Regions from separate parts of the Homo sapiens genome. Here region 1 is linked to region 2. Evidence: chromatin loops called from intact Hi-C (ENCODE). Cell type or tissue: Caco-2. All regions are shown on one strand.

Region 1 (5,000 bases), 60 kb after region 2:
TACCTTTTCAAGTGATAGAAGCAAGAGCAGAGAATTCATCCTTTCTTGCTACTAAAGAATTTATTCTAAAACATTACATGTCACTTGTCCCTCGTGGCTAGATGTGGATAGAGATGCTGGATTGTTTGTTTGGAGCATGCAGATTGCACTGTTTCATCTTTTGTAGACACAGAAATCAAGAGTTATCTTTTTTCTTCCAAAGATGGAAACAACTATTTGAGAACCCTATCATTAGAAAATTGTAAGCCTTTAAAATAGAACCTTACCTTCTATTATTCATTGCAAATTATTTTAACACAAACTTACCTGCAGCTGGGCATATAGGACTCGACTGAGTACAGAATATTGGCAAAAGCATTGTAGAGGGTCAGAAAATTACTTAAGTCTGAACTTGATTGGAAATCAGCTGATATTTCATGTCTCTGATGTCCTTCATCTTTGCAAAATCAGTTCCTGTGGCATTTTAGCATTTCTCTAGAACATTACTATGAGAAAGGAAAGTATTGAAAAGATCTAGTAATAGAGATATTTTCAGAAATCTAACAGATAAGATGGTAGAGTCAAGCTCTTTGGAGCTAGATGTATACATTAAAGTTCATCTTGTATAAACTCTTTATTTTACACTTAAGAAAATTGAGGTATGGCTGCTCCTTACTCCCTAGTACAATACTTCTCTCACTGTGTATCTTAATTATTTGTATCTTATCTCATCTGTCATATGGAATTCCTTTAGGGCAGGGACTCACCCTTATTTTATCTATGTATCTTCAGTACTCAGCCTATTGCCTGGCACTGAGTAAATTTCAGGGTATGTTTGTAAATTGAATGAATCATTGACTGAATTAACCAAACAGCAAGTCAGACTCACCTGGGTTCACTCTCGTTCTTCTATTGGGTTGCTGCTTATTTTACAAGTCAGACAGTTCTCTCCCTATAAAAGGCAACAACAAAAACATACCTCAAAATAAAGAGATAGCTGGGGATGAGTCCGGGCCCTCAAAATCTTACGTTCTTATGTGTGTATGTGTGTGACATGTGAATAAAACATGCAGAAAATAAAGGGGATAATTCCAGGTACTGATAATACCATGAAAAAAGTGTCATGAGCATCAGACAGTAATTATCTAAATGTCTTCTTTTTAGTAGAAATCTAACCCCACACACTGGGCCTCAGTCCATCTATCTCACAGAAAGGAAATCCTTGCTACTACCATGAAAGCTTATCACATGCTCATGGCTGAAGGAGTTCTTCTGGAAAGCCAGAGCTGCTAAAAGGAACTTAGGGGATCTGTTCCTAAGTTCCTCTAAGATCCCAATAGAGGACTAGAGGCTTCTTTCCCTCTTGGGGGATGCCATGTTGATTAATGAAATTTTTGCTACTTAGCTTTAGGAAAAAGGCATTTATTTATTTTCTTTTCTTTCCTTTTTTTTTTTTTGAGACGGAGTTTTGCTCTTGTTGCCCAGGCTGGAGTGCAATGGTGCGATGTCGGCTCACCACAACCTCCACCTCCCAGGTTCAAGCGATTCTCCTGCCTCAGCCTCCCAAGTAGCTGGGATTACAGGCATGCCTCACCATGCCCAGCTAATTTTGTATTTTTAGTAGAGATGGGGTTTCTCTATGTTGGTCAGGCTGGTCTGGAACTCCTGACCTCAGGTGATCCGCCTCCCAAAGTGCTGGGATTACAGGCATGAGCCACCACACCCAACCAGAAAGGTCTATTTTCTTTGATCTTATTAAAGGCTGCCATATACAAAGGTTTTCTTTTAATGTTGATCTGTTTTTAAAATATGGAAGAAAGCCTTGAAAGGCATCATCATAAGCTCTACGTCAATATCCAGAAAATATCGTCTTGTTTTAGAATTCTAGCCTGTTTTGTTTGGTAGATGAGTCAGTCTACTGTAAATAAATATTTATTGAGCACTTGTTTTGTGCCAAGCACAGTGCCCTAGGGATTGTAGTGTTTTTCAAATTGTGGGTCACAGCTCCCTAATGTCATAAAATCAATTTAGTGAGCTATAACCGGCATATTCAATCAAATGGAATGAAAAATAGAATATCAGATTGCATCATGGATAGTATTGTATTATTTTATCAAACTTGAGTTTCAATTGTGTATGTATGTGTGCAAGGTTGCAATATAAAGTGTCTTTTTTACTTGTGTCATGGTTAGAAAAGCTTGAAAAGCACTATTATAGAGCATACCCAAAAGTATATATTCCTTGCTTTTGAATAAGTTAAACTCTTGTTGGAGCAAGAAACACAAAAGAATAAATACTCAAGTAGTGAATTACAATAAGTGCTATGTGTTCGGAAAAGTAAGATGATAATACAAGTTGAAAGTGGCATGGATGGATATGGTGGAACTTGAACCAAATCTGGAAAGATGGATAGGGCTTGGAAGGGGTGAAGACTAGAGAATGGCTTAAAGGTGAGACGTGGCATATGGATAATAGGGATGGCAAGACTGGAACAGAGGTTTCAGTTTACATTAGAGAACTGTAGGATATAGTTTGGAGATAGAAAATGAAGCACAATTGTCCAGACTTATGGATGCCTTGTGATAACATGCCTGAGGAGTGTGTATTAGATCAGGTAAGCTGCACAGATTCTTAAGCTGGGGAGTGATAATGATATAGGGTGGGTTTATAGAATACTTTCCATCTTCTTCCTAACTCCTCTTTAGTCATGGGGAGCTCCTAAGGGAATTTCTTCTAGGTAGGTGTTGGATACCAAGTCTCTGGCATCAGATCAAAGAGAGCCAGAAAGGACTTTGGCTGTTCTCCAGAATGTAAATAGAAAGGTAGAACAAGTCCCATTGTGGGTGCATGTGAAATACTCCCATGGAGGAGAACTGCAGTGCTGTCTGTTTGAAATACGGCAAAGAATGGATTGAAGAACATTTCTTCTGATATCACTGTTTAATGTTTGCTCTCAATGTAAAGGGAAAAGCAGATTAAAGGGCCCATGTTTTTGAAGTACTGGGAACCTGACTGACCTACCTGAAATATGCTATGTAAATAATTTGTCATGTGATCTCCTTACCCTCAAGACACCTTCACTGAATATGCTATATACATAATTTATAAAACAGTTTCAAGCGTGATTGCAAAAAGTTTCTCCTCATTGGAAAGGGACATTTGATATTTATCTGCCAAACTCTTTACTACTTTCCAATTAAAGATAAATTTAAAGAAGTTTCTGAAATGATAATGTGCTTTACGGGGAAGGTGATTTAACTAGAAAGAAGCTTTTAAAAAAATGACTATTTAATCTATAACACTAAATACACCAATAATTTAGATCGACTTCTGATTGAAAGTTATGATTCTTTGTCGTGGCAGATTATCAAATGTTCTAAATTGAGGCTGTTCTAGGACATAGTTTTTAATCTAAGTCATATTAAATAAAGTTTATGGGGGCCCATTGTTTTAGACTAGCCTCTTGGACTAGGCCCCAGCAGACCAGACTAAACTAGAATGGAGTTGCTCATGCTAGGTACCACATAATTAAACTGAATTCTGAAACAGGCCTGGTTTGTTTAAGTAACAAACCAGAAGATTCACAACAACCAGTCAAAAGGGGCCCAGTTTACCTGGGCATGATAAGAAGTCTCCTCTGTTTTAACCCTAAAAGGAAAGTAACTTTTGAAACAGTCAATCTGCTTTTTGTTCTGTTTCTGCTTTTCTCAGAACTTTTTTGTCTATAAAACCAATTCCTCTGCTCAGCTCATTGGAACACTTATTCTATTTTATAGAGTAAGATGTTGCTCAATTCTGGAATCACAAATAAAAGCCAATTAAGACCTTTAAATTTGTTGTAATTTTATTTCTTAACAGTCATTAGAAAAAAAAAAGCAGATGCATCTAGGATTGCAAGATTATTTACATGTAGTCCAGGGGGATTACATACATTTTAGCTATTTTGTAGAAGGTATAATTTAATCAGGAACACAAGTTCAAGCACAGCCCATGAGAGATGAAGGGATATGAAGAACACTAACTTTGGTTTCTAAAGGAAAGTGTGTAGAGTGTACATTCTTACTCGTCTGCAAAGAGGGTGGATGAATGAAAAATGAAGAAGGGGGTGTATTCGTTTATACTTATGAAGGCATCTGCTCACAATCAGTCACTTGTAGAGAGAGTGCCAGCTGGCAGGGTACTTGCGTGATGTAAATTGTCCATCCGCTCAGAAGAGCAGAAGTACAAGGAGGCCTTGTGCAAAGGACTGAATTCCTACCCAGAGGACAAGGGAGGGAGGTTCTTGTAGATATCTAAATGAGATCTACTTCCATTTTCCACTTTATTTGCAGTTTTCAACATGTCATTTTTCCTGCTGTCCCAGCTACGATTACTGTTTGACTTGAGTAATCAGTTTCCCCCCTTCACTGCAACTGCTGCTTATTAAGCCTCTGCCTGGTGGGGGGAGGGTGGGTATAGGAGGGGACACTGCTGGAAAAATGGTGTCACTTTTTCCAAGAGTGTTGTTTTCCTTGTCTTTCTGCTTCACTGGTTCATTTTTGTGAGCTGTATAAGAGCTAAAGGTTATTATTACAGATTTCATTTTTTGAAATGCATCAAAATCTCCATCCCCTCCCCTACCTGCTAATCTTTTTGCTTGTTAAGAAAGAAAGTGCTTCTTTCTGTGAAATCATAGATAATTCTAGGGGTATCAAATGTAATGGAATTAAATCTTATAAAATTTCTGAATGGACTTCCTTCTGCTTTTTTTTCACGATAGTAGAGAAAAAATTCAAACTTCCTTGGACAAAATTTTAAAACAGTATGCCCTGCAGAAGAAGAGGTTTTAGTAGAAATCTTTGTTTTTGTATTCTTTGATTTCTTAGATCTGGATTGGAGTGGGTCACCAAACTTTTTCTGTGAGAGGCCACTAAGTTAATATTTTAGGCTTTGCTGGCCATGCAGGGTCTCCACAATTGCCCAACCCTGCCCTTGTAGCCAGAAAAGCAGCGATAAACAGTGTAAAGCATTGTTTACAAAAA
Region 2 (5,000 bases):
CATGGGCTGTAGCTAACTAATTATTTCCCATGAATTAAAGTACCGTGACTGTTTTGTGCATCTATTAAATCTCCCTCCCAGTTCAAATTTCACATACCCTTAAACAAGTGATGCATATTGTGCTTTGCTATTACAGAGCATGTGAAGCTAGAAATGAGTAGTGTGAAAGAACTAGGTCTAGCCACCACTTTTCTAGCCTTTCTTTTGATGTTGAACTTTAAATACAGTAAACTTTAAAATAAGCAGTCAAATCATACATAAGAAATGTAAGTAGTTATGTAAGTGTTTTGGCACTGACTTTTTTAAATTATGAAAATGAAACATGACATTGTAAATTCAAACAGTAAGTGTAATGACAAGTGAGTTTCTTTATCACTAGCTGCTAAGCTCCATGCCCTAGAGACCACCCTTCACAATTTCTTACATTAATATGACCCTCTAGAAATTTTTCATGCATACACATGTGTATATAAAATTATAGGATCATTTTAACTGATACTTTTTGGGAGGCTGAGGCGTATTTTAACAGATGGCAAATACAAATCTGATTATTGTGCCTGTATCATCACTTGCTGTACAAAAGCCAGGAAAATCAGTGTTGATTCTGAAAACAGCGCTCTCTTAAGCACCATACACAGTCATCCAGGGTGCAGGGTGCAGTGCATCCTCGGATAAAAAGAGTTAAAGTTGCTATGGGAACCAGAATTGCACTTTCTGCTTGTTGTGGGGAGAAATCTCCACCAGCCACTTTTCTAAGAAGAAGTCTTTTTTGTTTCACCTTCAACTTCTGGATGGATTATTCAGTTGCTGTTAAAAAGTTTGGGTTTTATGTCTTATAAGTTATAGTAAGTTTTTATCAGTACCAGTGGGGTAGTAGTTGATACTAAGATTGTAGCTAAGGATTTGCCTTTTATCAAACAGCCCCATTAATTAATTTGATAATCATTGTGGATGGAAACTTGGCAGACAGGATCCTAATCTTGAGAAAGGTAGCTTTTCCTCTTTCTAAAAACAATTAGATTAAGGAAAAGAGTGCTTATAAAACCAACCCAATCAAAGTTTATGAAACTCCTAAAATTAACACTGAAACCAGATTAGTTTCCAAGCTCCTCATAAACTGTAGGAACCAATAGTGATTAAATGAAGCTTTTAAATCTGCATCTGCATATCTTTTTTGTGTGTTTAAGTTAGAATAATTGATATATAAGGCTATTGCCTTTTATTCTCTTTGGTCCTCTGCTGAGTGTGTATGTATTTAACATGGAACAAATGGCAATTTTTCCCCCCAGGAAAACCTTTGCAAGGTGGGTTCTGACTATGTCAGGGAATAGCTCACTGTGGTGACTTCACTGTGGTATTTGTGCACCCTGAGGGGACACTATTTTAGTTTGTCTCACAAAGGCCTGATTTACATTTTGCAGGTTTCAACTTGAGAAGTTAAGGAGCTCTTCCTTAATGGCCAGCAGTTGTTGAACACAGTTTTATAAAGTTGCTGTTGGCTGCTTTCCTGTTCTACAGTTCACTGCTTTTTCTCCAAATTCCTTCTCCATTCTAAGGGCATTCAAAAAAGAATTTACACATTAGGGGAGAAGTTGGAGCTATAAGGCATTCCTCCCCCCCCCCACCTCTTCCATTTGTCATTGGTCACATTTGTGGGAGGAATCAAGTTTTGACTATTTCAGTTCTAAATAATTTTAGAAAATTGGGTGTGCCTTTTGCTATGCACTCCTTCCTCCTGTGCATACATTCTCATGTTATTGCCGGATATTCTGCAAACATTTTAAAAAATACTCTTGAAATACATACCACTGTACCTGATAGAAAGATGTAGAAGATTGAGGGTCCTATCTTCAGAAGATTATACTTTGTTAGGAATTTACACACTCATAATGGCATTACAATAATAAATCAAGGGTGTCTATATAATATTTTACAGTTTATAAGGCCTCCAGTTTATCACTGATGAGATTTCTCACAACGCAAGGAAGGCAAAGATGCCTAAGGTTGTGATTTGCCTAAAGTCATGTGGGAGATAGGTCTTTGACTACCTAGTTGATTGCATTCGTTCTTGCAGCTTGCAGCTTCTCTAACGAGTCTCTCGAAAGAAAGTCTACTTTATTCTAAGCCACTTTTAAAATTTCATGTATACCCTGGTTCAGAGATACCAGACTCCTTTGGTTTTCCTTGTTTTTTCTTCTGCATACTTCTTTTTATTTATGTTCCTAGATTCCTCTCTTTTCATGCTGTTCACGCTTCGTGGATGAACTCGTGTTTGTCTCAAGGCTTTATTTGCAATTTCATTTGTAAATTTGTAAATTCTAAAGTTGTATTTCTAGTCAGCTCTTTTTCCAGATCTAAAATCTTGTTGGTTATGGTCAATTTGGGATGTCCAGAGACCATATTCAAAACTAAATTCACTCCTTGTTGTCTCACCCAACTCAAAGCTCTTTTGGTATTCCCTATCTCAGTGAACTACACTGCTGTCTAACACTGAGTTTCTCAACCGATGTTGCCCACGTCTCTCCTGAAAGAACCATGCTTGACAGGCTTCATGAGTAAAGACTACTCTGGTGAACAGATAGGATCCACTGCTGTGTGGTCGGTCGGTTCTGGGTAGCTATAACTTCACCCGTTTCTTTCCCACCAATCGTTACTATAATCTGTCCAAGACTCTACTCTTACCTTCTATATCCAGACACTATGTGTCTTGAATGCTTATCTTTCTCTCCGTCCTCTTTGTCTCTGCCTTACTGTAAGTTCCTTACTGTAAGTTCCCATTGCATTTCACCTGGATTGTTGCCACAGCCTCCAAATAAACTGGTGGGCTTTCTGCCTCCAGTTTTGCCCTTTATATTTGGGCAGCCATCCTTTGGACTGAGTGATGATTCTAAAATGCAAATCTGATCATACAATTTTGCAGCTAAAAATTCTGCAGTGGTTCCTCAAGGTTTTATGATAAAGTCCAAACTCCTTGGCGTGGTGTACAGGGTACTTAGGATCTGGACCTTTTTGTTGCTTCACGTGTTCACAGGGCTGTTCTTTGGTTTGGAACACTTCTCCCAGGTGTTAGGACTCCTTCCCCAGTTTCTCTCTCTCTCCCCTTTCTGCCCCACTCCCTGGCTTGGATTAAGTCTCCCACTGACGCCACCCTGTAGGTATTTATCACAGTCCCTATCACATAGGATTATCTGTTTCTTTACTTGTCTGTTTCTACCTTTAAACCATGAAGTTTTTGAAGGACGAGTCAGGGGTTTAGTAATCTTTTAGTTCAGTTAAAGATGACTAATATTGGTTAATTGCTTGTTATGTATTAGCAACAATGCAAATTCCTGGATGTGTAGTGATTCATGGGACATTGCCCTGACCTCATTCTTAGATGAGGTGTAGATGCAGAGACCCATGTCTCTCGATTTGGGGGTAGGCAAATGATGGCCTTCTTAGCCAAGTCCAGTCCAGTCCTGCCTATTTTTGTATGGGCTGTGAACTAAGAATGGTTTGTACATTTTTAATTGGTTAGAAAAAATCAGAAGAATAATATTTTGTGACATGTGAAAATTTCATGAAATTCAAATTTTAGTTACCCATAAAGTTTTGTTGGAGCACAGTTTAGCCCATGTAACAAAGCATTGTCTGTGGCTGTTTTTGCACAATAAGGGCAGAGTTGAGTAATAGCGACAGACTCCATATGTCCCAGCCCACAAAGGCTGAAGTATTTACTATCTGGCTCTCATAGCACAGGTTTGTTGACCTCTGTTCTAGAGCAGTACTTTCATGTTATATAGTAAGTCCTAAGTGAGAGATGCAAGCACAGAGAGGATTCACTTCACTGACTGTTTGGGTGGAGGCTGGAGGCATTCTGTCTCCAGTGACACTTGTCTGGCATAGTGTTCATAAAAATATATGTACAGTGAGTGAATAAATGAATGCCTGAATTATAAAACTCCCAGAACATTGAACATTAACTTAAATTCTTCAAAGCAAAACTTTTGAGCTTGTGTTTATTTTTTATCAGTGCCATCTCTCCATTTTATAAGATATATGTCACTGTAATAGCTAATATTAAATGTAGTATGTGGTTTTATTTCTGTAAATTTTTTAAAAAAGTACTAAGGTATGGAACTGGTATGGAATTGGAAAGGCCTATGACTGTCCTTTTTTGGGTAAAAATTAGACTGTTATGTGACTTGAAGGCAGCCTAGATAAATCTTAGGCGAAAACTCATGAATTCTCACATGTGAATATGTATTTCTGAAATGTTAATTTGTATTTTTTTCCTTTAAAAATGGACATAAGCAAATTTTATTTAAAGTATATATATTCTGTAGTTTCAGCTACTTGGGAGGCTGAGGCAGAGGGATCATTCGAGCTAAGAAGTTTGAGGCTGTAGTACACCATAATTGCGCCTGTTGAATACCCACTACACCCCAGCCTGGACGACGTAGACCCTATCTCAAAAATTAAATAAATAAAATGTATATATTCACATGTACATTGTTGAAATAGATTCTTAAAGGGAATTATTAAGCAGCTGAGGGGAAAGGTTACAATGAAATATTTGCTTGTTGTATATAGCATCCTTTTAAGTTTAGTGAAGTCATCATGAGTAGATTTAGAAGATAGGCATACTGTTTCTTTAGGATAGTGAAAGGACTGTAAATGTAGAGTACGGTATAGCCCAGTGTATTCCACATTAAAGTGGTTAGGCCGATGAGCAGTAACCACATATTCATCTAAAGTTAATAGGCAGCAGCAACAGTTGCTTCTTTTTTTTCTTTTTTTTTGGAGACGAGTTTCGCTCTTGTCGCCCAGGCTGGAGTGCAGTGGCACGATCTTGGCTCACTGCAACCTCTGCCTCCTGGGTTCAAGCTATTCTTCTGCCTCAGCCTCCCGAGTAGCTGGGATTACAGACATGTGCCACCACACCCAGCTAATTTTGTATTTTTAGTAGAGACAGGGTTTTACCATGTTGGTCAGGCTGGTTTTGAACTCCCGACCTCAGG

Evidence for each region. Hi-C counts contacts between places; a loop is a spot of excess contacts. Peaks named below come from ENCODE experiments on the same cell type or tissue, not always from the same donor. Only the 100,000 strongest peaks of a DNase experiment are listed, where the experiment ranks them.
Region 1: it touches region 2 in a loop (3-fold over the local background); 34 of 110 quality-filtered maps call a loop at or near these places.

The regions. Positions count from the first base shown.
Region 1 is chr1:183,086,395-183,091,394 of GRCh38, forward strand. The region is part of intron 1 of LAMC1 (laminin subunit gamma 1); the gene reads left to right. Among named protein-coding and RNA genes, the nearest start is that of LAMC1-AS1, 52 kb to the right of the region's middle. In Caco-2, no CTCF peak of the experiment used is centred here; a DNase peak (open chromatin) is centred at 2,817.
Region 2 is chr1:183,026,541-183,031,540 of GRCh38, forward strand. All of the region lies in intron 1 of LAMC1 (laminin subunit gamma 1), which reads left to right. Among named protein-coding and RNA genes, the nearest start is that of LAMC1, 5.6 kb to the left of the region's middle. In Caco-2, no CTCF peak of the experiment used is centred here; DNase peaks (open chromatin) are centred at 3,101 and 3,703.